Regions from separate parts of the Homo sapiens genome. Here all the other regions are linked to region 1. Evidence: chromatin loops called from intact Hi-C (ENCODE). Cell type or tissue: heart right ventricle. All regions are shown on one strand. Each heading gives the region's core, and the rest is flanking DNA. Links, peaks and the distances in the headings are about the cores only. Region 1 overlaps VWA8 (von Willebrand factor A domain containing 8). Region 2 holds the start of LOC105370175 (a long non-coding RNA gene). Region 3 has its middle 53 kb from the start of RGCC.

The links. Hi-C counts contacts between places; a loop is a spot of excess contacts. Peaks named below come from ENCODE experiments on the same cell type or tissue, not always from the same donor. Only the 100,000 strongest peaks of a DNase experiment are listed, where the experiment ranks them.
Region 2: a loop joins it to region 1, with 4 times the contacts of the local background. A loop is called at or near these places in 7 of 110 quality-filtered maps.
Region 3: it touches region 1 in a loop (4-fold over the local background); 58 of 110 quality-filtered maps call a loop at or near these places.

Annotation. Positions count from the first base shown.
Region 1 is chr13:41,646,469-41,656,856 of GRCh38, forward strand. All of the region lies in intron 37 of VWA8 (von Willebrand factor A domain containing 8), which reads right to left. Among named protein-coding and RNA genes, the nearest start is that of MIR5006, 83 kb to the left of the region's middle. RefSeq lists an enhancer at 2,006-2,150 and a cis regulatory region at 2,072-2,083. In heart right ventricle, for the core only: CTCF peaks have their summits at 3,388 (motif pointing right), 6,496 and 6,695; no DNase peak of the experiment used is centred there; H3K27ac peaks cover 4,815 bases.
Region 2 is chr13:41,541,881-41,552,268 of GRCh38, forward strand. The region is part of intron 1 of LOC105370174 (a long non-coding RNA gene); the gene reads left to right. It overlaps LOC105370175 (a long non-coding RNA gene), which reads right to left and starts at 10,322. Exons shown (of 3, transcript XR_941904.3): 1 at 10,233-10,322; 2 at 7,135-7,362; 3 at 5,006-5,280. In heart right ventricle, for the core only: no CTCF peak of the experiment used is centred there; DNase peaks (open chromatin) are centred at 5,671 and 5,741; H3K27ac peaks cover 1,799 bases.
Region 3 is chr13:41,398,971-41,409,358 of GRCh38, forward strand. No RefSeq gene overlaps it. Among named protein-coding and RNA genes, the nearest start is that of RGCC, 53 kb to the right of the region's middle. RefSeq lists enhancers at 3,313-3,848, 3,643-3,937. In heart right ventricle, for the core only: no CTCF peak of the experiment used is centred there; no DNase peak of the experiment used is centred there.

The DNA of each region.
Region 1 (10,388 bases), core at 1,603-9,602:
CAGGAAACTAAGGCTTAGAGATGTATAGCAACATACTCATTATCACATAGTTATTAATTGGAGGAGCCAGGATTGAAATCTCAGTCCATCTCCTTCTAAAACCCAGGTTTATCAGATTTTTTTTTTACTACATTACACTGGCTATAAACAATGAATGTATTCTTGATAGTACAAAATTCAATGTTTTATAAAGCATATCATGGTTTAGGAAAGCAAGAAATATGCCTGAAAGGCAAGCATTTTTCCTTTTTAATATATATCAGATTTATAGAAAGCACTGTATACATCAGTAAATAAGACATTAGATTAAAGGGCTAGCATATCTTTCAGAAGGTTAGTAAAATACTGTATTTATGTATGGTCTGAACTGCATCATACCAGACAATCCTGAACATGATCTGCAGACTCAATGCTTGCCCTAGTGGCTCACGTCTGAAAATGTCACTTACTGGCCACAGGACATTGGGTGTACTATGTAATCTGTTTGAAAATCTGTTTCTTCATCTATAAAATGGGACTATCATCATTCTATCACATAGGAAGCTACAAAGAGAAAATGGAGAGATACATGTAGAATACTTAACAGTGATGGGCAGGCTTCAGTACCTTACCTTTTCCTCACATATTACACACACAGCTTTACTAACAGTAGCAGTAAAGTACATCTCTGTTTATCATTTACACAGAAAAAAAGAGCTCCAATGGAAATGCCCCAGAACATGAAGATCACTGACTTTGATGGCCTGCCTGTGGTAAAACTTAGGATATAAATGAGGATCAGAAGCTTTTGGGAGACATTTTCTGGATGTGTCAGGTTTAGCGTGACTAAAGAAGGGTTTGAATATAATCCCTAAACTACAAGTAATCTTCCACTTATGCATATTAGGTAAGGATAAATGAACAGTTACATTAACACACAGAGCATATCTACAAACAAATAAGATTTTCTTAAATACATTAGAATGTGTTCATTTAAAAGACTTATTTGAAAAAAATAAAAAGAATTTTAAAAGGTTGTTATTTGACATTGTCACTCTGAATGCATATATATTTATTTCATTCATTTGACAAATGCTTACTGAGTGTCCAGTAAGTTCAGGGCACTGTGCTAGCATTGGGCATATGCTGATACACAAAACAGCAATGGTTTTTTCCCTTCAAAATCAGCTTTGAAACCATGAGTAGAATCAGTCACATTATTTACTGATAAATATACATCGCTAAAAGAATTCAAGTCTGGGCCAGGTGCAGTGGCTCATGCCTGTAATCCTAGCACTTTGGGAGGCCGAGGTGGGTGGATCACTTGAGGTCAGGAGTTTGAGACCAGATTGGCCAATATGGTGAAACCCTTTCTCTACTAAAAATACAAAAATTAGCTGGTATCATGACGCATGCCTGTAATCCCAGCTACTCAGGAGGCTGAAGCAGGAGAATCGCCTAAACCCGGGAGGCAGAGGTTGCAGTGAGCCAAGATCGCACCACTGCACTCTAGCCTGGGCGAAGGAGCGAGACTTTGTCTCAGGAAAAAAAAAAAGAATTCAAGTCTGACTGACTAAAGCCTAAGCTCATCATAAAACCCACCACCTAGGAGAAAATATTAAATGATGCATGTCTTGGAGAATCAACGTAGTTAGCAGAGGAGAGCTTTCCTAACACAATAGAAAAATGCCTTTGGACGGTGTCGGTAGTCCCCTCAGTAAAGTGTCTCACACTTCCTGAATCTGATCACTGGTAATAATGATGATAAAAAAAGATTTCCTTTTTTTAGCATTGGAAAAAACCCTACCCAAATAATTTTTGGAAGCTTGAGATTACATTATTTATCTGGTTCAGGTTTTAAAAATATTTCTGATTTTTTTCTGCCAAAATCCAAGCCCTCTTTCCTCATACAGAACAACTTAGATTTCTGAAATAGTTCTTCCCTTGACATTACTTGGGAGGTGGGCATTATTTCCCCAGAAAAGTAAACAAGGGAATAAAAACAAGGTGACTCAAAGGATGAGGAAGTATGTTTTTGTAGAGAACAAAAGATCCTTTCACAGTATGTCAAAGACTTAACTGTGAACTTTCCCGAATGTAAACACTGTTCAAATGGCAAAAGGAATTTCATCTATGTCTATAAAAGGTCCTGAACAATAGCTCTTGCTTGAAGCTACTTTTGACGGGGCCGTAAAATAATCTTTTCTTCAAATACTTTACATACAGACCTACAAAAACTTTTTCATCTTCTCAGGAGACATACAATTATAATTACCTTCATAATAGCAACAATAACACATAGAAGCACGGTACTGCTAAAGGCAATTAATGTCATAAATTATAAGCAGCATCATTTATGCTTAGAGTCTTCAGGAATAAAGAAATGCTTTAAGAGATAGTTTAAAATATTAGGCTAATGGTTTCCATTTAGCCTAAGAATTTAAAACTTATAGGGGCTGAGTACGGTGGCTCATGCCTGTAATCCCAGCATTTTGGGAGGCCAAGGCGGGTGGATCACATGAGGCCAGGAGTTCGATACCAGCTTGGCCAACATGGTGAAACCTCGTCTCTACTAAAAATCCAAAAAGTAGCTGGGCGTGGTGGGGGGGTGCCTGTAATCCCAGCTACTTGGGAGGCTGAGGCACGAGAATCACTTGAACCCGGGAGGCGGAGTTGCAGTGAGCTGAGATTGCGCCACTGCAGTCCAGCCTGGGTGATGGGGGACACTCTGTCTCAACAACAATAACAACAACAAAAACATAGGGCAGTAGATTTCTTTAAACAGATTTCATTATGATTACAAAAAAGGAATATTAATATTTTAAACCAAAAGGAATTATGAGATATCAGTTAGCTAAAATAAATATTTAACTTTTCCTACTTTAAAGTTTTACTCTTTACAAACCTCCTAGTTTTAATAATTGTAAAATGAACACTAGTAATTATTTAATGACAAGAATATGTCCTATAGTAAAATGCAAAGGAATAAATAGGTTTATTTGCTGTATTAGATGAATAATATATGAATTATAGTCAGGCAGATAATAATATTATCTGTATTTCTGGTGAGGTAGTTTTACTTCGTGTTTCTTTGTGAATCATTTTGATTAGAGTAGATTTTTCCATTAGTATTTTGAGTATTGATCATTTTTGTTTAGTACTGTTAGTATTCATCACAAGTTGATTGTTTTTTCATTTCCAAAGGTTTATTGCTGGGGGGTGAGGGGAGAATGTTATTTTTTTCTACTGAAATGCACCTCTAACTTTATAATATCTGGTAATGGTGAAACAGAATTCACTTCTAGTAACAAGACCTAAGCCACAGAATTTCAGAGTTGGAAGAAAATATGCTGGATACTTTAGGCCCACATTCAGCCTCACTCTGAGAAGGGCAGCATTCCACCACCAGGGGTAGCTTGCACAAGTTAGGTACAAATTTAAGTGATCACTGCAACACGTGTTGTGCCTTTACAAAGCTGGCTGGGACGGGAAATAATCTAATTCCTTGGATTGTTCATTGTAATTTACGTTAAGTTATGAACCTAGTATTAGCCCCTCCCCTTCAAAGGGTCATTATACATACTCAACAAGTTTTCTAAATTTTAAAGTTAATTCGGTAGCTCTTTATAAATTTTAAAATTAGTTCACCATATAATCTTTAATCTATAATAGATAATAGGAGAAATCTATAATCTTTCTATTATTGTACAGATTTATTATCATAAATAATAATATTGTATACTTATATACTACTTTACAGTTCACAAAATGCTTGAACATGTTATCTCATTTGGGTTTTACAACAATCCTGTGAGGTAGCTGCTATAGTCAGTTCTATTTTACAGATGGGGAAATGGAGCTTCAGAGAGGTTAAATGATAGCCTAAGATCACTGGATAGAACTTGGAATCAAACTTGGTTTTGGCTACCTGGCTCAGAGGTGTTTATTCCATAGCCACAAACTAACAAGCGTAGAAACATGAACCAGGGTGGGATTGATCCCTATTTGATTCTTTGCCAACCTAGGCAATAGTCACTAGTGAAGAGTGAGCTCATTTACAGATACAAAAGGCTCAGCCTGGAAAACTCCAAAGGATTCTCCAGTTTTATCATCCCTCTGAGGGACCTCGTAAAAGCTTTAAATAGCCAAATTAATTGTACATCCATTTACTGATTTACTGATTCATCAAGAATTTATTGAAATCTGACCAGGTGTCAGGCTCCTAGGTGGGTGCTGGGGGTGCCAGCCTAAGTGGGACATACACTCTGCTCTGGGGGAACTTGCCCTTCTGACACATGTCAAAGTCAGAGATCACAGCATGATCAAGGCATAGGGATGCCGAGGAGGGAGGGATGTGTTTTGCTGAGGGTAGACAGGCTGCATCCAAGGAGGGCTTAGGGAGACATTGGCATGCAGCCTTAAAGGAAGAGACACAGGAGTGTGTATGGGCATTCCAGGCAGGGGCCAATGTGAGTGAAGGTGTGGGGTCTGATAAGGCATATTTAAGGGGTGTGTGGACACTGCTTTAGCTTCATTCTTCTCATTCTTACAACCAGAGGATTTTGCTTTGTCACTCATAAAATGCGTAATAAATATAAACAGAAACCAAAACAACATGGTACTGGTACAAAAACAGATACATAGACCAATGGAACATGTGAGAGAAGCCAGAAACAAAGCCACACACCTACAGCCATCTGATCTTTGACAAAGCCAACAAAAAAAAAAGCAATGGGGAAAGGATTGAGGATTGCTTTGACTATTGAGGCTCTCTTTTGGTTCCATACAAATTGTAAAATAGCTTTTCCTAATTTTGTGAAAAATGACATTGGTAGTTTGACAGGAATAGCATTGTATCTGTAAATTGCTTTGGACAGTATCTCCTTTATTTTCCCCCTTTCCTTCCCTCTGATTTCAGGAGATTCCATTTAAAAAAATTATCTTAGAGTGAGAATATAATAGTGTAGAAAGCAGAGGTAGACTGCCCATCTTTTTGGCTTTTGTATTCCAAACCAGGAGTTGGCAAACTTTTCTATAAAAAGCCACGTAGTAAATATTTTAGGCTTTACAGGCCATATGGTCTTTGTTGCAACTACTCAACTGTGCCTTTGTAGTGCAAAAGCAGACACAGACAATACATAAATGAATGAGTGTAGCTGTGTTTCAATAAAACTTTATGGACACCAAAATTTGAATTTCATAAAATTTTCATATGCCATGAAATATAATTATTTTTATCAACTGATTTTTTCCAACTGTTAAAGTTTTTTTTCCAAAAAAATCTTAGTTTGTGGGCCTACAGAAAAAGGTGGTGCAATTTGCCAGTCCCTGTTTTAATTGCTTAGGGAACCTAAGGGACTCTTCTAGAGCTTGTAAGCAAATTTAGCAACACAGGAAAGCCTGGAAGAGAATGGGGCTTCATTTCTCAATCCTGCTCCACCCTGGTGTGAGAAAAGAGATATCAGCAGGTCCTGCCATCCCACAAATGTGTGTACTGTCATTACTCCCAGTGTGAAACATTCTGAATTTGCTGCTAAAATTTCAAATTAATGAGATTTCACTTAAAAATCTAGATTTTGGTCTTCTCTTGAAAATGGGAGGATAAGGCCAAATTGGGGCCAGATTCTCACATGGCAACAGCTAGGTAGTGACTGCCTTCCTATATGGGGCACAACTTCCTGTTCACCTGAGACCCTCCTGGCCTGTGTCCCCATCCACATTGCCTGTCTGGCACCTATAAGCATTTAGTCTAAATTCTACTAAGCAGAGACATCTGTTTTCTTCTCTAAGGGCACAACTTCCATTAAAACTAATCTTTTGGTCCTAGGGAAGCCACATGGGGAAGAGGCATACAAACACGGGCTTCTGAGTTAGATAAACCTAGGCTGAAATCTCAGCTTTGTTCTTTGTTAGCAGAGTGAGCCTGGACAAATTACTTACTCCCAACCTCAGAATGGGAGCAATAATATATACACCTGAAATGGTGGTTGTAATGATCATGTGAGAGAATGTATCAGAAGCAGCTAGCACATACTCAGCAGTTAATTAAAAGAAGAATCACTACAATGGAGAAGTTCTTTGATGTGTATCTTTTAGTTTTAGACCCTGTATTCATTGTTGCCTTTTGTGGAAGGACCTGAAGGATGAGCTTACAATCTACCTTATTTTATAAAAAAAAAGAAATTAAGGCCCAGAGAGGTGAAATGACTACTTAAAACCAACTAGTGATGGAACCAGAAAGAGGATTTGGGTTTCTTAATTTTTAGTCAGAGGAAATTTCTCTGTGCTACAATACCTCACTAAAATTTCTGAATTCTTTCATAAAAGCCTTTCATTTGATAGCCAAAAGATCTTCTGATAGAAAGGACATTGACTCAAGATTTCTGGCTAGCCTAGTGACGATGCTTTTATATTACAACTTCCAAATATAGTGAAATGACAAGAATTTGTCATTAGTTGTTGAAGTTCCAGTATTTATTTGAAATACTCCTGTTCTAAGCTCACCGACACCCTCCTGTGGTCAGTGGAAATAATAATTCCAGTCAAACAAACAAGAAAAATCTGGAGCTATTTAAAGTTAATGGTTAAATGTAACAAGATAGATAGATGTCAAATAACATAATACAAATTCACTATAATTACATTATTTTAGGTCCTAGCCATTGCACAGAGCAAAGATTACTTGTCTATCTCTGACCAAATCTTTAATGAGATTGATAGATTATAATGGATGTTTTCCTTAGGGCTTGTTCACAATAAAACTGCCTGTTATAAATTAATGTAAAAAAATCAGTAGTATTTCTATATACCAGTAACGTCCAAGCTGAAGGCCAAATCAAGAACACAATCCCATTCACAATAGCCACAAACAGAATAAAATACCTAAGAATACAGCTAATCAGCGAGATAAAAGATTTCTACAAATTACAGAACTACAAAATACTGCTGAAAGAAATCAGAGATAACGCAGACAAATAGAAAAACATTCTATGCTCATGGATAGGAAGAATCAGTATTGTTAAAATGGCCACACTGCCCAAAGCAATTTATAGATTCAATACTATTCCTATCAAACTACCATTGGCATTCTTCATAGAATTAGAAAAAACTATTTTACAATTCATATGGAACCAAAAAAAGAGCCTGAATAGCCAAAGCAATCCTAAGTAAAAAGAACAAAGCTGGAGGCATCAAATTATCCAACTTCAAACTATACTACAAGGCTACAGTAACCAAAACAGCACCATACTGGTACAAAAACAGACACATAGACCAATGGAACAGAATAGAGAACCCAGAAACAAAGTTGCCCACCTATAGCCATATGATTCTCGACAAAGTCAACAAAAACAAGCAATGGGGAAAGAACTCTACTCAATAAGTGGTGCTGGGATAAGTAGCTGGCCGTATGCAGAAGATTGAAACTGGACCTCTTCCTTTTACTACATACAGAAATAAACTCAAAATGGATTAAAGACTTAAATCTAAGACCTAAAACTATAACAACCTAGAAGAAAACTAGGAAATACCATTCTGGACATCAGCCTTGGCAAAGAATTTATGACTAGGTCCCCAAAAGCAATTGCAACAAAAACAAAAATTGACTCATAAAAACAAACACACACACAAAGGGAGAAGAGAACACACTCTGTTACCTTAGAATGCCAACTAATAAATGTCAAAGGAATACTGGAATCAGAAAAATCACCACTTTGCAACTATAGTGATAATAACTGATTCAAGCAAGAATCATGAACAGATGATAAAATTAATGGATGAAAGTTTGATGAAACAAGATTCACATCATCTTCAAATATATGCCCACAAAACACATTATAAAGGAAAAAATAGTAATGTCACAGTGGAGACATCACCCTAACCAAATGTTCAAAGTTAACATCACCAGCAATGGGACAAATTGACATCATGTGTCACCTAGTAGAGCAGTCCCCAACATTTTTGGCCCCAGGACCTGGTTTCGTGGAACAATTTTTCCAGGGACAGGGTAGAGGGAATGGTTTCAGGATAAAACTGTTCCACGTCAGATCATCAGGCATTAGATTCTCATAAGGAGGACACAATTTACATTCCTCGCATGCACAGTTCACACAAGAGGGTTCACGCTCCTGTGAGAATCTACTGCTGCTGGCGAGCTGCTGGTCTGACAGGAGACAGCACTCTGGTGATGATGATCACCTGCCAGCTCCTCACTTCTTGCTGTGTGGGCCTGGGGCACTGGGGACTCCTGATCTAACAGGACACATTGAGAACACAGCATTATTGTGATGTTCCTGCCAATGATGCGTAAGCTGGATCTAAAAACAGAAAACATCAGATGAACCCAGACTGAGGGATGTTCTACAAAATCACTGGCCTATAAGTCTTCAAAAATGTCAAGGTCATGAAAGTCAAGGAAAGATGAGGAACTGTTCAGATTGAAAGACACCAAAGAGACATGTAAAGTAAATGTAATACATGATCTGCAATTGCTTCCTTTTTCTATAAAGGATGTTATTGAGACATCTGAAATTTGAATAAGGTCTGTGGGTTACACATTAATGCTATATCAATGTTAACTTCCTGATTTTGAGGTCTGTGTTGTTGGTTACGTTAGGAGAATGCTCTTGTGAGGAAAAACTGAAATTTTTTTTTTTTTTTTTTGAGACAGAGTCTCGCTCGTGGCCCAAGATGGAGTGCAGCGGCATGCTCTTGGCTCACTGCAACCTCCGCCCCCTGGGTTCAAGCAATTCTCCTGCCTCAGCCTCTCTAGTAGCTGGGATTACAGGCATGTGCTACCATGCTCAGCTAATTTTTATATTTTAGGAGAGATGGGGTTTCGCCATGTTGGCCAGGCTGGTCTCAAACTCCTGACGTCAGTTGATCCGCCCACTTCAGCCTCCCAAAGTGCTGGAATTACAGGCGTGAGCCACCACGCCCAGCCAGTATTTAGAGGTAATGGGGCATCATGTCTACAACTCACATTTAAGTGGTTCACGAAAAATAATGTAGATATATAATATATATCCACACATACAGAGAGACAGAGAGAGAGAGAGAGAGAGAGAGAGAGAAAGTAAAAGGTTTTAACAATGTAATTATATTTTATGAAAAAATGGTTACATTATATCTGGGGACAGAAATTATAGAGTTTGGATTTAAGACTCTGGTGATGGAATGAGTTTTTTTTCCTATTATTTTTATCAGCAAGTGCCCTTGGTGAACATATGCTCCTTTTAAACTCGCCAAAGATTAGAAGATATTAGTGATATCTTCCTCAGAGGTTGAAGAATCAAGACCTGTCCTGTAAAGGAAATGCTATTGCAATTTTAGAGAAGCCATATTATATAAATAAGTATTGAAAATACATTTGTATAGTCTATCTATCTATCTAAATATTTCTTGAGCTGGGCTTAGGTGAGAAGGAGCTATATTCAGAATCTTAAAGTATGTTCCTGTTTTATCTTGAAAGCAGTCAGAGGCCTTCCCTACCATCAAACCAGAGGCACAAAAGAGATGTACATCTGATTTTTAAACTTCGAAATAATTATGGGCTACAAAAGAAGAAACATTGTTATTTTAAGACTAAGGGAGTCATAATTACAATAATGGCGACTATTTACTGCTGTGAAATAGTCCTTACAGATTGTTGAGAGTAACCCGAAGCAGACTGGAACACATGAACTTGTTTCCGATATTGTGTCAGATTTTTCTCTTTCTGAGTAATGACTTATATGTAAATATGAAGGCAGAGCAGTTGAGGGAATGATGACTTACAATCAAATGCAGCACTTTCCTCTTTGGCTTGTGCAAAACCTATTTAAGTTTCAGATTTTCCTACGAGGGTTCTACAGATGTTCTTTATGGAAAGGATTATTCAGCCCTCACCAGCAACGTGAAATGTAGGCCCTTCAACAGCTTTGTATTCCCCTCTTAAAACAAACATCCCGAAGAAAAAAATAATAAAAATTATCCAATATGAGTGAGCTCTTTTTCTTGGGGGGTAAGGGGATTCCCACTGTTATGCTACCAGAACACTGTCAAGGAAGACTTGACGAATTTCATTCAGAACCCCAGCAACTGGAAAGTCTCATATGAATTAGACTGGACTAGAGAGTATTTATTTCTGCTCTCTGTATAATTAGAAAACCAAGTATATATTTCTGAGCTATTCATCCAAGGAATTAAATGGAAGATAAAATTAATGGATACTATATCACCATTGGCCTAATTACCATATATTAGGTAAGGATCATGCTTCATGATTGTCTTGTTGAGTGCAAAACAATAAATCTGACAATTCAAGTAAATCTGAAGTCCCGGACTCCAAGAAGTCCTAACTTAGAGGAAAGATCATTAGCTATCACTTGGAAGGAGCTGGCTCTTGCTGTCAAAACCACTAAAAAATAAAA
Region 2 (10,388 bases), core at 1,465-9,464, 100 kb before region 1:
GGAAGTGTTTCTTCGTGCATGCCCCCACTTAAAAAAAAACACATTAGGGTAATGATTAATCCATGACTTTTTAATTTTTGTATTGTAATATTTATTTTGCTTTTATTAAAAAGTTTTTACAGGCAAAATTATATATACAAAGTTCAATCCTGCTACTAATTTCTCTGGCCATTAGTATTCATTTCATTTCATTATGACCGAAGATGATTTCATTGTATGTGGGGATGTTGAAGGTAATCTGCTTGAAACTAATACAACAGTTGTGCCACAGCAGGTGTGTTTCCCAGTCTTCACCACAGGGCCTTGTCACATGCAAGCTGGAAGAGCAGGTGGCAGGTATGGTTGTGAAGAAGGGATGGCCAGCAGGACTGGCTGGTTTCTCATCATTCGACTTCCATTCAATGCAGGTCAACTCTCCTGGGGTTGTCCTGAGCAATGCCTCCAGATCCGTGTTGACGGTGCCTACTTGGCCTTGGGGGACAACCCACTGAATACACAAGAGTGTCTTCTGCAAGCAGCCCTGCTGCCCCTCCTTGTCGGATGTGTTCTTTCCTGCTGCTGGTAGGCAGGTGGGGCTGGCTCCCCTCCCCTGGTCCACCAGCGAGATGCGTCACTGTGGTCTCTCTCCATGGTGGCCGGTGACAGGCTGGGAAAAGGCTTCCTCCAGCTGCTCTCGGCCTGGCAGATGCAGGAGATGCGGTGCCCCTTGAGCCTCGTGGTGTTGTTGTCTTTGTTACAGTCTCTGAGGACTCGCTGGGCCACAGGCAAAGAGAGAGCAACCATCTTTTTCTGTCCCACAAAACTGCTGACATGGTTTTGACACTGTCTGGAGTCATAACGTCAGGCTCACTTGGCGTAAGCACCTCAACTTGAAGAGCAAGTGGGAAGGAGGGCATCAGGTGCCTGTGTTTAGTGTTGGTTCAGTTCTGAGTTCTGCCAGTGATTTTGAGAGGTGAAGCCAGCTGGACTTCTTGGGTCCAGTGGGGACTTGGAGAACTTTTCCGTCTAGTTAGAGGATTGTAAATGCACCAATCAGCACTCTGTAAAAACACACCAATCAGCGCTCTGTGTCTAGCTAAAGGATTGTAAATGCACCAATCAGCACTCTGTAAAAACGCACCAATCAGTGCTCTGTGTCTAGCTAGAGGATTGTAAATGCACCAATCAGCATTCTGTAAAAATGGACCAATCAGCACTCTGTAGAATGGACCAATCAGCACTCTGTAAAATGGACCAATCAGCAGGACATGGGAGGGGCCAAATAAGGGAATAAAAGCTGGCCACCTGAGCCAGCAGCAGCAACCCACTGGGGTCCTCTTTCATGGTGTGGAAGCTTTGTTCTTTCACACGTCATAATAAATCTTGCAGCTGCTCACTCTTTGGGTCTGCACTACCTTTATGAGCTGTAACACTCATCATGAGGGTCTGCAGCTTCATTCCTGAAGTCAGCAAGAATCATGAACCCACCAGAAAGTACAAACTCTGGACAAGCCACCTTTAAGAGCTGTAACACTCACTGCAAGGGTCCGCGGCTTCATTCCTGAAGTCAGCGAGACCACGAACCCACCAGAAGGAACCAACTCTGGACACAATTTCAGGAGGGTCGGCCTGAGGTTGTTAACCCTGCCACAGTTCCATGCCACCGGGAGGAGCCTCAGGAGCTGTCCAGTTCCAGAAAGAGACTGCTTTTTTGGAGCTGATCGCAAAGATGCTTGGAGTCAAGGGAACTGATTTTGTTATTTAGAGATGGGATCTTGCTTTATTGGTCAGACTGGAGTGCAGTGGTTATTTGCAGGCACAAACATAGTGCACTACAACCTGGAACTCCTAGGCTCAAACAATCCTCTTGCCTTATCCTTCTGAATACCTGGGATTCCAGGCACGCACCATCGCACACAGTTTATTATATTTTGACATCTTAAAAAACCCTTTCTGGCTGGGGAGACACTGGCTCTTTGGAGCTAGTCAATCCTTAGAGACAGCAAGAGGGCATGCCTTTGATATGCAAACTACCCAACCCAGGGCATACCTCATCCATCTGGCCCGCATACCCCAGGAGGCTATGTTCCTCTGCCTAATCACCCCAGGGCCAGGTGCCAGGCAGCTGGAGACCGCCCTGACAGCCCAAAACCCTTCAAAATTATCTACTCTAGCCCATCTTAAGCTGCTCACCCCACCCTGGCTATCCCAAGGAGACTCCAACAAAGGCCGTGGTCCAAGCTCATCCTGCACCCCTGCGTTCTGCCTCCTGACCAACACTGGTGCTTCCCCTGTGGTCCTGCTTGGTATGTGGTGACCCCCTTTCTGGAGCCTGTGAGTGTAATGGACTTCATTGTCCTGCGCCTCTCTTGCATCTCCTCTTGTGGCTGTACCTGACCTGACCATTGCTTGAAAGGACAGAGCAGGGAGGCTGAAAACATCTTCGCTGTTTGCCTCGGGCTCATACCTGTTCCCCTTGGGTGTCCTTTTCTCTTTCTCCAGCCCCAGGTTGATGAGTGACCCATTCATGATTTGTGTCCTGTGCTGGGCAACTTGATCCTCCCGCTTCCTGGGAAGGTGATGGTGGTTATGTCACCATAGTGGAGATGTGGCAGCAAACAGATTCTCACAAATGTGAATCATTCTTGGCATAACTTTGATGTCACATAATAATAATAATGATAAAAAGTCCCCTTTCCCACCAGAGGTGAGATATAAAAAGCAAAACTTGAGTGAGGATGGAATAACCTATCCTGCCATGGTATAGTTTTTGCTTAAGCAAAGTTCTGTTGAATGAAGACTTGTTTGCTTCTTGGTTCTTAACTGGGTCTCAGACTATGCATGTATGCATGAGAGACGGAGAGAACTAGACACACACACACACACACACACACACACACACACACACACACACCTGTCCACACAGATGGCATCACCATTAAAGTCAGGCAATAGGACCCTTGCCTGGGTTCCCTTTTTGAGAAAGGTGCTCCGTCTCTCCTTTGACTGTGCCCTAAACCACATTATGAGGAAGCTGAAGGGCCAAGGAGATGCACTCATAGGAAACCATGCTTGCCCTGCTAGGCCACATTCTGGGCATTGGGGTCCTGAAACACTGTGCTCGGGGGGGCCCTGAGCCTGCTTCCAGAGCTTGCATGGGCTTCTCTCCTGGGCTTGTCCTGAAGGGAACTCCTCATTGTTGGTGTGTGCACCCTAGATCCAGTGGGGCCAAGGGCAGCTGCTGCGGCAGAAGGGGATGGGAGAGGAACATGCGAGAGAAGCAGCAGGCTGGCAAGGTGAGGAGGGCTGAAGGCTCATACCTACATCTGCAACCTCCCCTGGGCCACATGTACTGGTATGCCAGGGATACAGGGCAGTGTGCCCCTGCCTGCCTCGCCACATGACTTTCTTAGAGCAGTTGTTCAACAGGAGCCCTGATTCTGAGGATATTTTCCCACTAGACTCTCTCATTATTGAGTACTTTCCTGCCCAGGGGCCCATCCTCCCAGCACTTGGATTCCAATGTGGTTTGTGGGAATGATTCATGTGGCGCCTAATAATGGAGAAAGCCGTGGTTTATGGTTTAGTTTTGTCTGTCAGGTAAAGGTGGAGATAGTGACACACAGGAAAAAGTTCTCACCAAAGTCTCCAAAGGACACTGGGCCAAGGCCCCTCTCTGCATCTCATCTTCACATGGAGGAGGGGGTGGCCCTGCAAGCCATGGGGACCAAGCAGTGCCTCGTGCTCTTCCCAGGTGAGTGTCAGGAGGGCTGGGGATCAGTGGCCGCAGCAGCAACCCCCATGCTCCCTTTCTGGTCCCTTCACACGTCCATCTTTTTTCAGCTGTTGACCATGATTGATGTGTTGGACTATGTTTTTTTGGTTGTGCCCCTGGATGGTTGGTTTTTTGAGATGTGGGGTCAGTCTCTTAATCTCACTTGTCTAACAAGAAGATCCAAACAAAGACCTTCTCCTTCTGGGTTCAAATGGGACGTCTATTCAATGCACACTCTGCCCCTCTGACATGCAGTTTCCCTCCCACGTGGGGAGCTCCAGCCCGAATCACTGACCCCACTTCCTCTGACCACACGCTCCCTGACTGCCAGTGTTCCCTGCCTCTGTTCGCCAGGCTCCACACTCCAGGCTGGAGGCCTTGGCTTCCCCCTCGGCTCCCTGCACCATTGAGCCAGTGGCAGCAAGTAGCTTCATCAGCTTTATTGGTGGAGGATCCAGGGGAAGGCTGTTTAACTCCCAGGCCAAGCTCTTTCCTCCTCTCCTCTTAGGCAAAGATCTGGGGCACTAGCTGGCCACACATGGGTGATGCTGCCTAAGTCACTTCTTGAAGCACTGGGTTAGACTGGTCCTTCCTGTCTACCTGGACCTTAGGACTCTTCCCCAGCAGGATGGGGTTAGAGGGCCCAGCGTGACCGAAGCATTGGGAGGGCAGGAACAAGTTAGTGGTGTTTGCCTCTCCCTAAGGCCTGGCTTACACTTGGAGAGGACCAGCCTTTGACCCTGCACAGCAGGCTGGGGTTCTGCAAACAGCCCCGACCCCAAGATGGATGTTCAGTGTGTATCTGCCCCCAAACTCCCACAGGCCTCAGAAAACCGAGGGCTGCCTCTGGGGGAGCAGGCTTTGGGCATTCCTGGGGCTGTCCCTCCGCTCTGCCACTTAACAACCGTGTGGCTGTGGTTGAGTGACTCAGCTCTCTCTGTAAAGCAGGGATGGAATGAGTCCTTTGAATCAGCATGGGGAAGATCCAGTGAGCTTCTATATGCCCAGCGCATCACAAGGTCTTGGGAATTAGTGGTTAGTACTGTTGTTGCTGCCATTCATCCATCCCTCTTGCAATTGTTAGTTTACTTTCTGTCTTCCCCAGAAGCTCCTCTCTCCATATCTGTGCCGTCCGCTTCTCTGACCCCAGAACCCAGTGTCAATACATATGGCTGGATAGATGGTTGAATAAATGAATGAATGAATGAATGAATTTATTGTTATGGAGATTAAATGAGACGCCACAAAAGCTCCAGGAACAGAATGACTTTTTATCTGGAGAAGGCAAGGGGACAGGCCACAGGCAGCCCGCATTGAGGCAGGCCCAGGGAGACACATGAGGCCTGGGTTGCAGCATCACAGCACAGCGCGGGAGAGCCCAGTGCTGCTGTGGTGAAGGTGTCCAGGTGGGTCACCTTTGCTGGTGGCTCTTTACTTCCGACTTCTGTGTGTACTCACCTTCCCAGACCCTTGGCCTCCCTGGGAGAGCTGCCCTCCTGGACCTGAGCAGTGGGTGACAGCCGCACCTGTCCACAGGGAAAATGTTGTCGATTTTCTGTCAGTGTGAACTCTCACATTTACATTTTTGCCAAGCTGAAAATAACAGTAACATAAACACGCCTCCATGGCCCTGTCCTCTCTGAAGGGAGAGGAGAAAAAAGTGCAGCCCACTCCAGAAAACAATGTTCCCTCTGTTAGCAGACACGGGCTTCTGTTTAAGTCCCCAGGGCCCCCACGGCTGCAGTGGAATGAGCTGGGCCCGGCCTGCTGGGTGTACCGGCTGCCTGGGCAGCCCCTCCCGAGGCCAGCCTTGTTTACGACCGTGGGAGAGGGGGCCGCTCCCAGCCCAGCTAGGCACCCGTGAGGCACTGACCAGCCAGCCCTGTGGGAACCCAGGGCCCTGAATGCCTCCCCTGTGCAGAAGGGTCAGTGCTTTCCAACCCTCTGCCCTGTGCACTGTGGTCAAGGGCACATCATGTCCCCAAGCACAGAGTGTGCTCAGGGTCCTATTCTTCACAACAGCCTTCCTTTCACTGCCTGCTCAGCAAGCAGAAAAGGTTAACATTTCCATCTTCCGTCCTAAGGAGATGCCTGCTGGGACTTGGTCTCAGGCATGAGTCTTTTCTTCCTCCTTCCTGGGAGGGGTTGGAACTAAGCCTCAAAGCAGAGTAGCTGACAACGTGGCGTGGGAGAGGCTTGGATGTGTCGCTGGAGAGAAACATTCTTGCCACCCCCACCCTAAAGAGGCTGCGGGGACAGGCAGCCCAGCCCTCCTGGCCTATTTTCGGGCTGGAGAGAGGTTCAGTCTCAGGCACAGTTTTGGGAGGCAGATCAGCCTCCCTGTTCCGGCCTCCCACTCCCATGGAGCTCTCTGCTGCCTCTTCCAAGGGGCCGCAGATACCCGTTCCTTGCTCTATTTCTTCACCAGCCCTACCTGTTCTCAGTCCATTACCTCATGGCCCTGCTCTCTGCTTACTAAAGTGACAATTCGTCTATAAGGAAGCCCTTGCACTGTAGCTGAGGATTCGCGAGGCTGCACCCTCAGCAGGCACTGTGGCCACACAGCACTGGCCTGAGATCTGAGTTCCTGGAGCCTCGGCCCTGAGGCCCATGGTGAGTATCTCTGTAGCTACTCAGCCAGCCTGCCTTGGCCTGGTGATCAATAACCTGGGACCTTTCCCCCAGCACCAGCATCTGTGAGCTCAAGGAAGACATCTGAACTTCTTGATAGCAGGGCAGGGCCAAACCATCTACTGAAATCATCAGCAAAAGTGAGGGGAATGCAGGACTGGTCGCTCCAGAAACTTCTAACTTTTTAGCTAGATGTAAATCATCGCACAGCTTTTGCTGCAATGTGGACATTGTGAAGGGTGTTTTGCCTCTTTTAGGGGTGCAATAAAAAAGGAAAAATAATGGAATGAGAAAAAAATCCAAAAAATGGATAAAAATCTTTGGTCAAGTCCTGTAAAACTATGATCTTAGTTCTCAGAGTCTATGGGAAACACATCACAGTGGGTCGACTTATTTCTGTCTCCAACCCTAGAGACCATCTCGTGTAAAAAAAAAAAATTTTGTAAAACAAGAAGAGTTAGTCTTATTATTCAGTATACCACAATTACTTGCTTAGTTTTCATTTTGTTGAGCTGCTTCTGGTTTAAATATAATATATATATTTGAAGTCTTAATAGCCATTGTGATCACAAAACTGCTGGCAAGTTTTATCAAAACCCTTAAGACAGGCAAACGTGAGGCTCTTAAAGAGAAAATCCTCAGTCGCCCCCTCATTTCTAATTTATCTAGCACAGTCAGTAAACATGTCTTTCAGAGGGAACTGAAGACAATTAGAAATAAATCAAGATACAAATGAATTCAATACTTACTGTTGTATAGATCAGCAGCTGTCAACCAAAGGGTAGCTTTGCCTCCCAGGGGCCATTTGGCAATGTCTGCAGACATTTTTGATTGTCGCAGCTTGGAGAAGAAAGGCTGCCGCTAGCATTCGGCGGTACAGACTAGGAAGTCTACAATGCTCAGAATGGCCTCCCACAACAAAGAATTGTCTGGCTTGAAATTCCATAGTGTCAAGGTTAGAAATGCTGGTATAGAAACTATGAGAGACACAAAACGGCATAAAGGCATAATTACTGCGTTTTAGGAATTTGCAAGCTAACTTGTTTTCAAAATGCTACATAATGAAAACAGACTTTAATTTCTCGTATTTATTTCCCTTGCTCTGGTCCCTGTTTGAGATGTATGGGAAAGCCAGGAGTCCCGCGATGCTTCTGAGTGAGGCATTCTGGGTAGCGCCAAGAAGGGCAGTACAGGGACATTGGTGCATGGGCCACGGGCAGATGGCCCTTGCTGGGCTCAGCTGTTCACTGGAATGTGCACTATTCTTGGGGTGACAGTGAATGACTAAGCCATTTTACCTTCAGGGGGTCTGCAGCTCTGAGGCCACCCAAGGACACCAAAACCAGGCCAGGAAGCTCTAGTGGGGAAGGTGATGAGAGGGGGGGCGTCGGTGCACAGAGCGGCACCGTGGCTGCGTCCAAGTCCAGTCGGGTTTTGGAATCTTGTCCTGCGTGTCTGTTTGTGATTCTCTCACTCTCCTCTGGCTTCTGGACCTACCATGTTCTATGGAGCATCCAAAACTGGGGAGCTGACACCTCAGGGCCAGCCCTGCACTCTCATTTCTGGCGTATACCACAGTGGGCCTTACTTGGGAGGCATTCGGGGCAGGGCCCAGCACAGACGAGATTCTCAGAATGTGTGGACGATGGCACTGTAGTTGAAGAGGGGAGTCCTCGCTTCTAGAGCTCCACGCCTGAATATTTACAATGAAATGATGTGATAGCCGGGATTTACTTCAGAGTAACCTGGAGTGCAGAGACAGAGGCTAGGCGATGGGAAACGAGAATGGCCATGAGCCTTGGGGATGGCCCATGGGGGTCTGATCTACATCTGTCTCTGCTTTCGCATGCATTTGAAATTGTTCATAAAAATATCTGTTAAACCATACTTGTCCCTCCAAGGCCAAGGCATGGTATAGGGGCCAAGGTGAGTGAAGAGGCCCCGGTTCTCTTTTGGAGAGAATTACTTGGTTTGGAATGAGAGTTTTTAATATCTCCCTGTTGATCTGGAAGAGTGGGGCTCCTGTCACGGGTGGGTAGGGGACCCAGTGCCAGTGGTTAGGGGAGGCTGGAGGCTGGCTGGGTCCATCAGGATGTGCTGGTGAGGACGCGGCTCGGGCCATCCCCTCAGAGCTGCCCTGAAGCAGGAGGCCTTGCAGGGGTTTGAGGAGGCCGAGTCTGCACTCAAGAGGTTGCAAGAACCAAGCTGCCCTGATGCCGGGGATGGGCCCCAGGCTGAAAGCCTGAGCACAAGCCAGGCCTGAAGGGCACTGAGCGGCCAGAGCTGACGGCACTTCTGAGGGGCTGAATCAGAGTCAGTCCCAGGAGAGGGAAGAGGATGAAAGGAATCAGGAGGGCTTGTTTGTGCTTTAAGCCTGTCCACAAGAACCAGGAGATGGGCTCCTGGGATTTCACAATTCGAGGTCCGTCTGGTGCCTCCTGCATCCTCTGCACTTGCACATTGTGTGACATATGAAAGTCGGAAGTGACCTGAAGACACGTGCACCACAAGGGATGCTGTGGAGACGCCCTACAGGGACTCTGATGTGGGGGGCATTTCCGATTTCTGGGGCCTGGCTTTTAGATGAAGGCAGCAGAAAGTTACCTAAAGACAGCAATGGAGAGGTCTTTAGTGATCCACTGCTGTGTAATAAACCACCCCGAACTTAATGGCTTGTAACAGCAAGCATATATTCCCTGCCATGTTTCCGCAGGTTGACTAGGCTCAGCTGGGCAGTTCTTGGCTGGTCTCACTTGGGGTCTCTTGGGAGGTTGCAGGCAGAATGCGCCTGGGCTGGAGTCCTCTGGTCGCTCTCCCAGGGTCCCAGAACAGCTGCCTGTCTACGTGGTCTCAAGGCCTTCGCTCCCTATATGGCCTTTCTATGCAGTGTCTCCATGCAGACTTTCTGGTGAAGGGAGCTGGGGGCTTCTCACATGGAGGCTCGGGGCTCCTCAAAGTGCAGAACCAGAAGCCTTCTTAACACTTAGCCAGAAGCTGGCCCAGTGTCACTTCTTCCTCCTTCCTTTGGTTGAGCTGTTGTGGCCAGCTCAGGTCCAGGGTAGGGAAGTAAATTCTTGATGGGAGAATGACAAGGAATTGTGGCCATCATTAATCCACCATAGGGACCCAGTCTGGAGCCTGCACAGAAGTGGGGAAGCTGCGGCCGTGTTAGGTGATGCCGTCTTGTAGACGCGGGAGATGCCAGAACCGCTATCCCTGGCTCCTTCTCTGTGTCCTCGCTGACTTGAACAAGCAATGGGTCATTGTAACATCTTCAGATGCCTCTTGGCTTCATGTCATCAGCTATAAAGTGGCATCACAGTGATATCTCTCTGGGGCCAGCCCTGGGTCCACCTGCCAACCACCTCCCTGTGCACAGTTCTTGGAAGTCATTCATTCACCTGACCAGACGCTGAAGCCAGACCCGTCCCCACCCACTGAGGCCACCTCCGTAAGGTCAGGTTGTGGCCATGTGCTGGGTCATTTCACTCCCTTCTGGGCTCACAGGAAGGAAGGAGGTCTTTGCAGGGGCAAATGGAGCACCACCTCATGTCTGCTGCACCTGCTCACATCCTCTAGCTCCTCCTCCCAGCAAACCTGCCTCAAGGGCACACAGAGTCCTGGTGGAGTCAAGACTCGAGTCCAGGTCCTCATACAGCAATGCCTTGTCTTCCCTGCAGGCTCCCAGGGGCAGGCAGGTGGGAGATGGGTGCACAGGGAGTGCCATCGTCCCCACACCCAGACTCCTCAGGGATTCTCTTTCCTCAGTTACAAAGAGTGCTGGCTCTGCTAGCCAGGACAGATGTTAGCAATTTTCAAGGAGCAAACATTTCTCATTTCATCTTACCTTAATCAAGTTACTTGGGCCCTATCCACAAAAGTGTCTGAGGAACAGATGACTGAAGAAGGGTGACAGCTGCTGCTGGCCTGGTGGGGGCCTCTGTGCAGTGAATGGCTGGCTGGCTGCTGGATGTGGCGTGGCTTGCTGATGGGCATGAATGTG
Region 3 (10,388 bases), core at 1,188-9,187, 250 kb before region 1:
AAAAACAGAAGCAGTAGGGGCTGGCCTCATGGCTGGCACCCTCAAGTATCTCTGCAAATCAATGTGCCTAAGAGAGTTGTTTTTTATTTTTCTTGAGAGGAAGTCTCACTCTGTTGTCCAGGCTAGAGTGCAGTGGCATGAACTCGGCTCACTGCAGCCTCCACCTCCCAGGTTCAAGCAATTTTCCTGTCTCAGCCTCCTGAGTAGCTGGGATTACAGGTGCACTCCACCACGGCGGGCTAATTTTTGTATTTTTAGTAGAGACTGGGTTTCACCATGTTGATCAGGCTTGTGACTATATTATATATAATATATATTACATGTAATTATATATTATATATAATATATATTATGTTATATTTAATATTATATATTATATTCAATATTATATATTTATATATAATATGTTATACATAATATATTATCATATATTATATATTAATAGATATATAATATATAATATAACATCTATAATAATATATAATGTAATATATGATATTCAATATTATATATAATATTAATATATAATATTATATATAATATTAATATATAAAATATAATATTAATATATAAAGTATATAATATATAATATATAAAATATATATTATATTTATAATATATAATATATATTTATTATATATATTTATAATATATAATTATATTATATATTAATATAACATAATATAATATATTATATTATATATTAATATAACATAATATAATATATTATATTTATTATATTATATTTATAATATAATATATATTTAATATATTATATAATATATACTATATATTTAATATATTATATAATATATAATATATTATATTTATAATATAAATATATCATATTTATTTATATTTATAATATATATTTATAATACGTAATATATATTTATAACATATATTTATAATACATATTATATATTTATAATACATAATATTATATATTTATAATACATAATATTATATATTTATAATACATAATATTATATATTTATAATATATAATATTATATATTTATAATATATATATAATATATACTATTATATTCATAATATATATAATATATAATATTTATATAATATTATATTTTTATAATATATAATATATATTATATATTTATAATATATATAATATATAATATGTATAATATATATATTTATAATATAAAATATTGTATACTTATAATATATATATTATAATATATAATATTATATATTTAAATATATATATTTATATATATTTCTATATTTATATAAATATATTTATATTTATATATGAATATATTTATATTTATATATGATTATATTTATATATATGAATATATTTTTATATATGAATATATTTATATATGAATATATTTATAATATATATATAATATATACTATTATATTCATAATATATATAATATATAATATTTATATAATATTATATTTTTATAATATATAATATATATTATATATTTATAATATATATAATATATAATATGTATAATATATATATTTATAATATAAAATATTGTATACTTATAATATATATATTATAATATATAATATTATATATTTAAATATATATATTTATATATATTTCTATATTTATATAAATATATTTATATTTATATATGAATATATTTATATTTATATATGATTATATTTATATATATGAATATATTTTTATATATGAATATATTTATATATACATATATTTATATATTTATATTTATATATATTTATATTTATATATAAATATATTTAATATTATTTATATGTATACATATTTATATATAAATATATTTATATTTATATAAATATATTCATATTTATATATAACATATTTATATATACATATATTTATATATGTACATATATACATATATTTATATATTTATATTTTTATATTTATATATTTATATTTATATATAAATATATTTAATATTATTTATATATATACATACTTATATATAAATATATTTAATATTATTTATATATATATACATATTTATATATAAATATATTTATATATATAAATATATATTTATATTTATATAAATATATTTATATATATCTATATATATAAATATATTTTTATATAAATATATATAAATATATATTTATATAAATATATTTATTTATATAAATATATATTTATATTTATATATATACTTAAATATATTTATATTAATATATATTTATATTTATATATATTTATATTTGTATATAAATTTATATTTATATATATATTTATATTGATATATAAATATATTTATATTGATATATAAATATATTTATATAATAGATATTTTAATATATAATAATAAATATATATTATATTATATTATATTATATATTATATATAATGTAATAATAAATATAAAATATATATAAATATATAATATATAAAATATATTATATATATTAAAAGAATGGTTTCAGCACAAAAATCAGTACACTGGAGTTGTATGTATAAGAAACGCTAGCATATTAAGTAGGAAGCCTTCTTGGGGTGCCTGCCTGGGACTACCTGCCTCGTCTTTGGGCACTGTTTGGATCATGCACTCTCGACTCATTATGATGGGCAGCAAGCCTGGTGACACCACCTCCCTGGCCGCAACTGATTGCACCAGGGGGAGCTCTCTAGTCCACATTAGGCCAATCAGATCCTCTTTCCAGGAATTTGGGACTGGGAATTAAAGTAGTGGATTCCCTAAAATATTTTTGGGGTGACTTTTAAACTTCTTCATTTTAAGCATATAGGATTAATAGCAAAAGAGGTGATTTCCTGGGTTCCACATATACTTACATTTTAAAATAAAATAATTACATCACTCTTTATCCATATCCAGTGGAGTCTCAATTCATCCATTAAATCCACCCATTCATCATCCTTAAAAAAAAAAAAAAACCAAGCACTTTATTAACAGCTTGGTTACACACATGTAATTGTATGGTTTTGAGTTATTTTCTTAGTATTGATTTCTATTTTTACTGTGCTGTGATCTGAGAATGTGGTTGGTATGATTTCAGTTTTTTTGAATTACAATAGGACATGTCACATTATTTTTTCTCCTTAAACCTATAGTTCCACTCCAAATTCTCCGTTTGTTTAATTGATCACAATTACATGGTTCTCCAGAATGAAAATTCTCATGTAAACTGAAATTAGAAATTTAAATTTTTTCAGTGGCCATAAGACTCTAAGCATGTTAAAAACAAGTTAAATATACTACATATTTTCATAAATATTCAACGTAAAAGTAAAATTTTATTGGCCTTTTAAACTTTTAGTTCATGTATCCAATGATTAAATATTACATACTGATGACTATCACTTATTCCTATTATCCCTATTTTTACAGAGATATAGCTGTAATCAATACATATTAATTAACTTAATTCCAATAAATATGCAAAAAAGGTAACTACATGAGATGATGACTATGTTAATTTACTTGACTGTGGTAACCACTTCATTATATTAAAACATCCCATGTTGTCAACCTTAAATATCTGCAGTAAAACAATTTTTAAGTATATATTAAAAATCAATCAATAAAAAGGCAGAGAAGATTAGAAGTAATTTGTATATCAATATCATTCAATAATTTAAAACTTTTCTCAATTTTATGCCAAAAATTATGGAGTGATGTCCATCAAACGCCTTTTATTAAAAAGTCTATCTGTGGACAACTTGAGTAGCGCCTTCTTCAATTTTGACAGAAGCAATGAAGTGGACGTGTCCTGACTTGCCTGGTAGCCGAGGCTTCAGTGTCCCACCCACCTCCTATCGGCAGTGCTCATATCAGGACATGCTGTTGGGTGTCTGACTGTAAATACACATGTCTGTCCCCGGGAGAGCTTCCCCTTTGCCTGAGTGTGAGGGAGACGAGGGGCAGGGAGGTAATGCCCTGGGACCAGCCCTAGGTGGATGACAAAGGAGATCTGGAGAATAAACACCCCAGCTTCCCAGCCTGTCAGGTGGGATAGCCTTGAGTGCTCCACAGCAGCTCCCAGAGTCTCCTACCTGAGCTCAGGCCCAGCCTCTCACAGTGGTAATGTGCTCAGTAAGGCACTCTGTACCAGCTTCCTTCTCTTCACAGTCACTTCCGGCTCCCCTCTGGTGCCTCCTGGGATTGTCACAGGATCCTTAGGATGTCGCTTCACCAGCCGGAAACCTCTGTGGCCAGTGGCACCTCTGCTTGAGTTTTGCTTGCACCCACTGGGTTTGTTCTGCCGACTCGGCCCGTCAGGCTGCACTTGGCTTGTGCTACCAGCCTGGATCCCACTCCTGCCAAAGTCAAGCCAGGCACAGAGAGGCAGGGAGTGTGTGAATGAGCAATCACAGGGTCTGGCCACTGTGCACAGCCAGGTGTGCCAGCTGCAGCAGGGTGGGCAGCTCCAGGCACTGGCACAGGCAGTGCCTTTGTGCGAGGCTACGGCTGGACCAGACATACTACAAGCGGCTTCTGCTTGTATCCAGACTAGTGTCTGGGCAAGGTGGAAAGCAGTGGTGCCTGAAAGCTTGCAGAGCCCCAAAGAGAGTGTTATAGCACGTCACAGCCCTTGCTTGGGAGCCCCAAGTTCTGGGCTCCTTCCACCTCTGCCCACCTGACATAGTGTATTCTGAGTTTTGTGGTTTTATTCCTTGCTGATTTAAAATATATTTCTAGCACACATATAGGCATGTCAATAACATAATGATTAATTTTAATTGCTTTTGACTTTTATAAAAAAGATTTTTTTAAAGTCAGTGTGGGCTGATATAACAAAGTACTGTAGACTGAGTGGCTTATAAACAATAGAAATTTATTTCTTACAGTTCTGGAGGCTGGAAGCCCAAGATCAGAGTGCCAGCCTGGTGGGGCCCTGGGGAGGACCCTCTTCTGAGTTGCAGATTGCCATCTTCCTGTTGTATCCTCAAAAGGTGAAAGGAGCACTATCTGGCTCTCAGGCCTCTTCTTATAAGGGCACTAATCCCATCCAAGAGGGCTCTACCTTCATGACCTGATTATCTCCCACAGGCCCACATTGGGATTAGGGTTTCAACATATGAATTCTTGGTGCAGCGGGGGAAGCACAAAAATTTAGTCCATTGCAGATATCATGCCATATATAATCTTCTGGGACTTTTTCCCCACTTATTTTTTTTTTTATTACGAAGTGTCATTCATATTGTTGTGGTTAGCTGTGATTCATTCATCTTCACTGCTACATAGTATTCCACAGTGTGAATATGCCATAATTTATTAATCTGGCCTTCTTGACTCCAGAGTGTAGGCTTTACCATGTGTTGCTGTAATCAACATCACTGTAGTGAACATTCTCATAAGGGGCTCTCTCTCCTTGTGCACACATGCCGGCGTCTTCCTTGGTTTCTACCAAAGAATGAAATGCTGGGTTAGTAGTAGGGTGTGTGAATGTCAACTTCACAAGATAATGCCAGACTGTTTTCCAAAGCGGTTGTAGCAATTTATACTCTTGCCAGCAATGTTTAAGCTATCTTATTCATCTATCCACTTTAGTATTTGGTGTTGCCAGACTTAATTTTTGCCAATCAAATGGATGTAAATTGGTGTCTTTTTATGGTCTTGATTTGCATTTCCAGAGTTATTTATGAGGACTTCAATAAATGGCACTGGAGAAACTTACTATCCATATGAAGAGTAAATTAGATTTCTATCTTACATCAGACATGCAAATCAACTCTGGATGGATTAACCATTCAAATATCAAAAGCAATTAAAACTTTCAGAAGGAAAAAGTGGTGAATATCTTTAGATCTTGAGGGTAGGGAAGGCTTTCTTAAACATTGGACACAAAAAAAGCCCACTATAGAATGGAAGTGTGATGAATTTCATTACATAACAATTAAAAACTTGTGTTCATCAACAACGTGTTAAATAAGGTCAAAAGATAAGCTACAAACAGAGAGGATGTATCACATTTAACAAAAATTCTATATCAAAATAATTCTAAGAACTCCTATAAATCAATAAGAAGAGAACACAACTCAACAGGAAAATACACAAAATACATAAATTGGTATTTCACAGAATAAACACATAAGGCCAATACTTATATGATGAGACACTTAATTTCATCATTTTAAAAAGCATCTTTTGAGGAAAAACAGGATATTTTATGGTCTTCTTATTCCAGGTTAAGGGAAAATAAGCATCTAGGAAAAAAAATTCAACCAGCATTCATCCAATATTCCAGAAAAAGTAACTAAACCTAAAAGAAAGTAGAATATTTACCAATGTATTTTAAGTTTACTCTCTGATTTTGTTTATGTAATAACAAGAATTTTGTTATTGCACATTGTCAACACTCAACAATAATTAATTGATTGATTCACAGTGCCTGATTTTCTATAAGCCTAACTTTGATTTCTTTCAAACTGGAAACAGATGGGTACATGCTTTTAAGGTGTTAATACACTATAGAACATGATCTTCTTTCTCTGAACTCTGTGCCCTGTTGGCTATAAGAGTAAAGCATTCACTTGGAGGAAGAAATCAGATTTAATCTAAAAGGCATGGTATAGCTATGCAGAGCCCAGACCCTTGTGGTTGAAACAAAGTGCTTAGTCGGCATTGCTCAGGCAAATCAGAGCAACAAGGGGATAGGAATGCCCCCAGGTCACTGCACACACTGATCTCCGAATAAACTGAATGAGCTTTTATGAAACAAGTCTCCCCATAAATATGTGCAAATATTATGTATCAATTAAAAAAGTTAAAAAAACAAACACCAGGTACCACATTGTAAGGTGCCCTTACAGAGCACTGGTTTAATAAAGGTGACATTTCAGAGAGTATTCACTTCTTTTTGTATCAGATTGGTAAAATGTGAGCTCAGCATTTTATTTATATTCAGGAAATAATGTTAATATTTTACTGAAAATATTAATATTTCTAAAGATTGATCAGTACAAAAGCGTCCACACAAAATTCATCAACATGGTAAGATTGCCTTATGTTTTCTGCAGACAGCTATAACATAATTTGGTATAATCTTTCTGTAGGTAATGTGAAAATACACACTCAAAGACTTAGAATTTCATATATTTCTCTGACCCAGCAATTTAATATCTATAAATTTATTCTAAGGAAACAATCATAGATGAGTCTAAAAATATAGCTCTTAGAATATTTATCAGAGTGTATCTACGATAGTGAAAAAGTAAAAATCTAAATGTTAAAAAGTGGGGAGCTGATTAAATTGCAGTTTATCCACATACCTATTAAAATGATGAGAAATAATATTTAAAGACATGGAAACTGATCATATGGTTACAGGTTATAAACAGTATATAAAATACAACTCTGTTTAAAATACATGCACCAATCTATGCCTAAAGAAAACATTGAAAATATATGTACCCAATAGAAAAGACAGCACAAATGATTAGAAGGTCCACAGGAAGGAGTAGCAGAGATGGCAAGCATAGGAGTGAAGAAACAAAAACAAAAACAAAAAAGTGGGGAGAATACTGGTTTGAGGAATGAAAAATGTAAGCTTGAATGAACTCTCAAAGAAGAAAAGCAGATTACGTCTAGAATATAAAAAGCAACCTATGCAGAAGCTCTGTTAATATCACACTCAAATTGAAAGGCTTGGCTGCCCTTAAGAGCATATTTAGTGAGAGTGAAGAACATCTGAAAACTATGTGTTAGGTCTAGGGTTCAACACATCTGGCTACTATGTGCCCGGCGCTGCAGCGCCTCTGTAATCCTCTCCATAACCGTAGGATAAGTGAAGCTGGGAAAGGCCAGGTGGGCAAGGTCACATGGCTATGACAGGGTGAAGCTGGGATTCTGAGCTGGATCTGGCTATCACTAGTGTACGATGCAAGAAAAGAAACGGTTGGTAACAAAAATCTTCCATGCTTTTGAACTTAAGGCCCACGATGGAGAAAAAAACCTGTCAAACTGTGGTATACTAGGCATGCTTTATCAATATCTCAAAAATTGACAATGCTGCGGGCTATTGCTACAGGTCAAATTACATATGTGAAAAATCATTAAGTGGACACAACACACCACAGATGGTCTATAAACACTGATTACAGCCCTGCCATATTCATGTGCCTATACTGACAAAGATGGGGGGTGAATTGTACTGATGTATGTCGATGCATTATTGAATGTGTAAGAGGCTTTTGTGCAAGCGAGGACCACTCTCTTCTATTATGCCTTATTTAATGTAACAATGCATATTCCTATAAACATTTTAAACAATTAGCATTCCTCTATTCATTAAAGTGTATACTCCCTTACATATGTGTATAGGACTTCCACAATAATAAATAAAAATGTTTGAATTTTTACCAATTATAATCCCTCATACTTATCAATATTGACTAAAAGTCATCTTATAAATGTTTCTAAATATTTGATTAAGTCATCAGTCCAGTAGACAAACTTCTCATAAATGTTTTAAACACCTAAAAAGCGACTTAACCAGATACTAAATAGCACAAAGATCTTACAATACTCTTTTATGTCTAGCTTCTTTTGCTTATTATATTTTTGTGATTCATCTGTGTTTCTGCATGTATCAACACTTCATTCCTTTTTATTGCTCATTGGTATTCCATGCTATAGATATACCACAAGTTTCTTATTCATTCACTTGTTGAATATTTGGGTAGTTTCCAATTTTTGGTTATTATAAATAGCGACTGTCGGCATTCATGTGCTAGCTAGCTTTGTGCAGATATACAGGCTTTTATTCTTACTCTGTTCTTATTCTTATCCTTATGCCTTCTCAGTTACATATTTGAAATTACAGCAATTTGATCCAATTTTATTTCTGTTTTTCCCCCTAAAGTTGCAATAATCTTATCAGATTATAAAGGTAAAAATAAAACAAAACAAAAATTAGATCTTCTGCAGTTTCAAGATCTGTGAGGTTCTTGGTTGAGACCTCAATTTGATTTCATAGTCCAGTGTAAGGCAAAACCTGAGTCATTAGCCAAGTGCCTTTTACACGTAAGTTGCACCTTAAAATTTAATCAATGGGACTTTTATTTAAAATTTAAAATTTAATCAATGGGAATTTTAAGTCGACTTTCTCACAGATTTTGGTTTGTTGAAATTTGGTATATTTCTCAGAAATTATATTGGTTTAGGTTTCAAATGGCTGACTTTGACAAACTCATTGTTCTGCCATTATGATATATTCACCTTGTTTGATGTTTTAATTGAAAACACATTACTGCCTTATGAGTATCTCATTACAATGAATCATTTGGAGGTTTTCTTTTCCAGGAGAAGAGGAACCAAGTTAACTCTCTTCTTTGGGCCATTTGGCTGGTTAATCATTTTGGAATACAAAGATTTTGATTGGTTATTATGCAATATGTGTTGATTGACAACTGGATCCCTTTCTACCTTGTTATGAGTGTACAGCTGGTGCTGATTAGATTTCTCTGTTTTTGGTACAGTTTCTGCTTTTCCTGGAATTGTTTCATTAACTTGTGGATTTATATGTGTGTGTGTGTGTTCACTTATTGCTTACACAGATTCCAGAAGAACTATGCTTTATAAGCCAACATGTACTTAAGAGGAGACACAAACCTCCAAATATATTAACATATGTAATAATGTTTTTATAACTACCTTTCTGTAACTTTTATATAGACTCTTCTCTTTTGAGTATCATAATGAACTTACAGGTGCTCACAAACTCATTCAGTTCAATTAGGATACTTTATACTCATTCAATTCCATTAGGATACCAGTTCTCAAAATGTGGACCCTGGATCAGCAGCTGCAGCTTCACCTGGGAACATGTTAGAAATGCAGATTCCTGGGCCCCACTCCAGACCCACAGAATCAGAAACCGGTAGTGGACCCAGCCATGTGTATGTTTTAACCCCTCCAGGGGATTCTGACACTCTCTCAGGTTTGAGAATCACTGATTTCCACTGCATATAAAGATGATGATACTTAAATTGTCATTACATGGCAGATGGAGCCTACCCCAAGTTGCTGTACTCCAGACATTTTCAAAAAACATCTTTGCTTTCTGGAAACAATAGGATATTCCAGTTTCAAAATAATCTTTTTTCCTTCTCTAAGACATTCAATCAGCTGCTACTCTCCAAGGAGTCTTTTTTCCTTTTAGTGAAATTAGAGAACAAATTCCTGGTGCTAGTGATGCTCACATGTATTAGGGATGATCCAAAGAACAGCTGCTGATGTTGGGCCACATTTAATGAGAGCTTAAAGGTTCTGTACTCACACGGACCTCCCCCCTGCATTTAACATAAGTTACCATATTCAACTTTACTTATGGTAGATTTTATTGAATGCTAAGATTTTCTACTACCTTGACAACATAGAGCTTAATATTTCATTGTTTCTTTTTCATGCAAAGTTACCC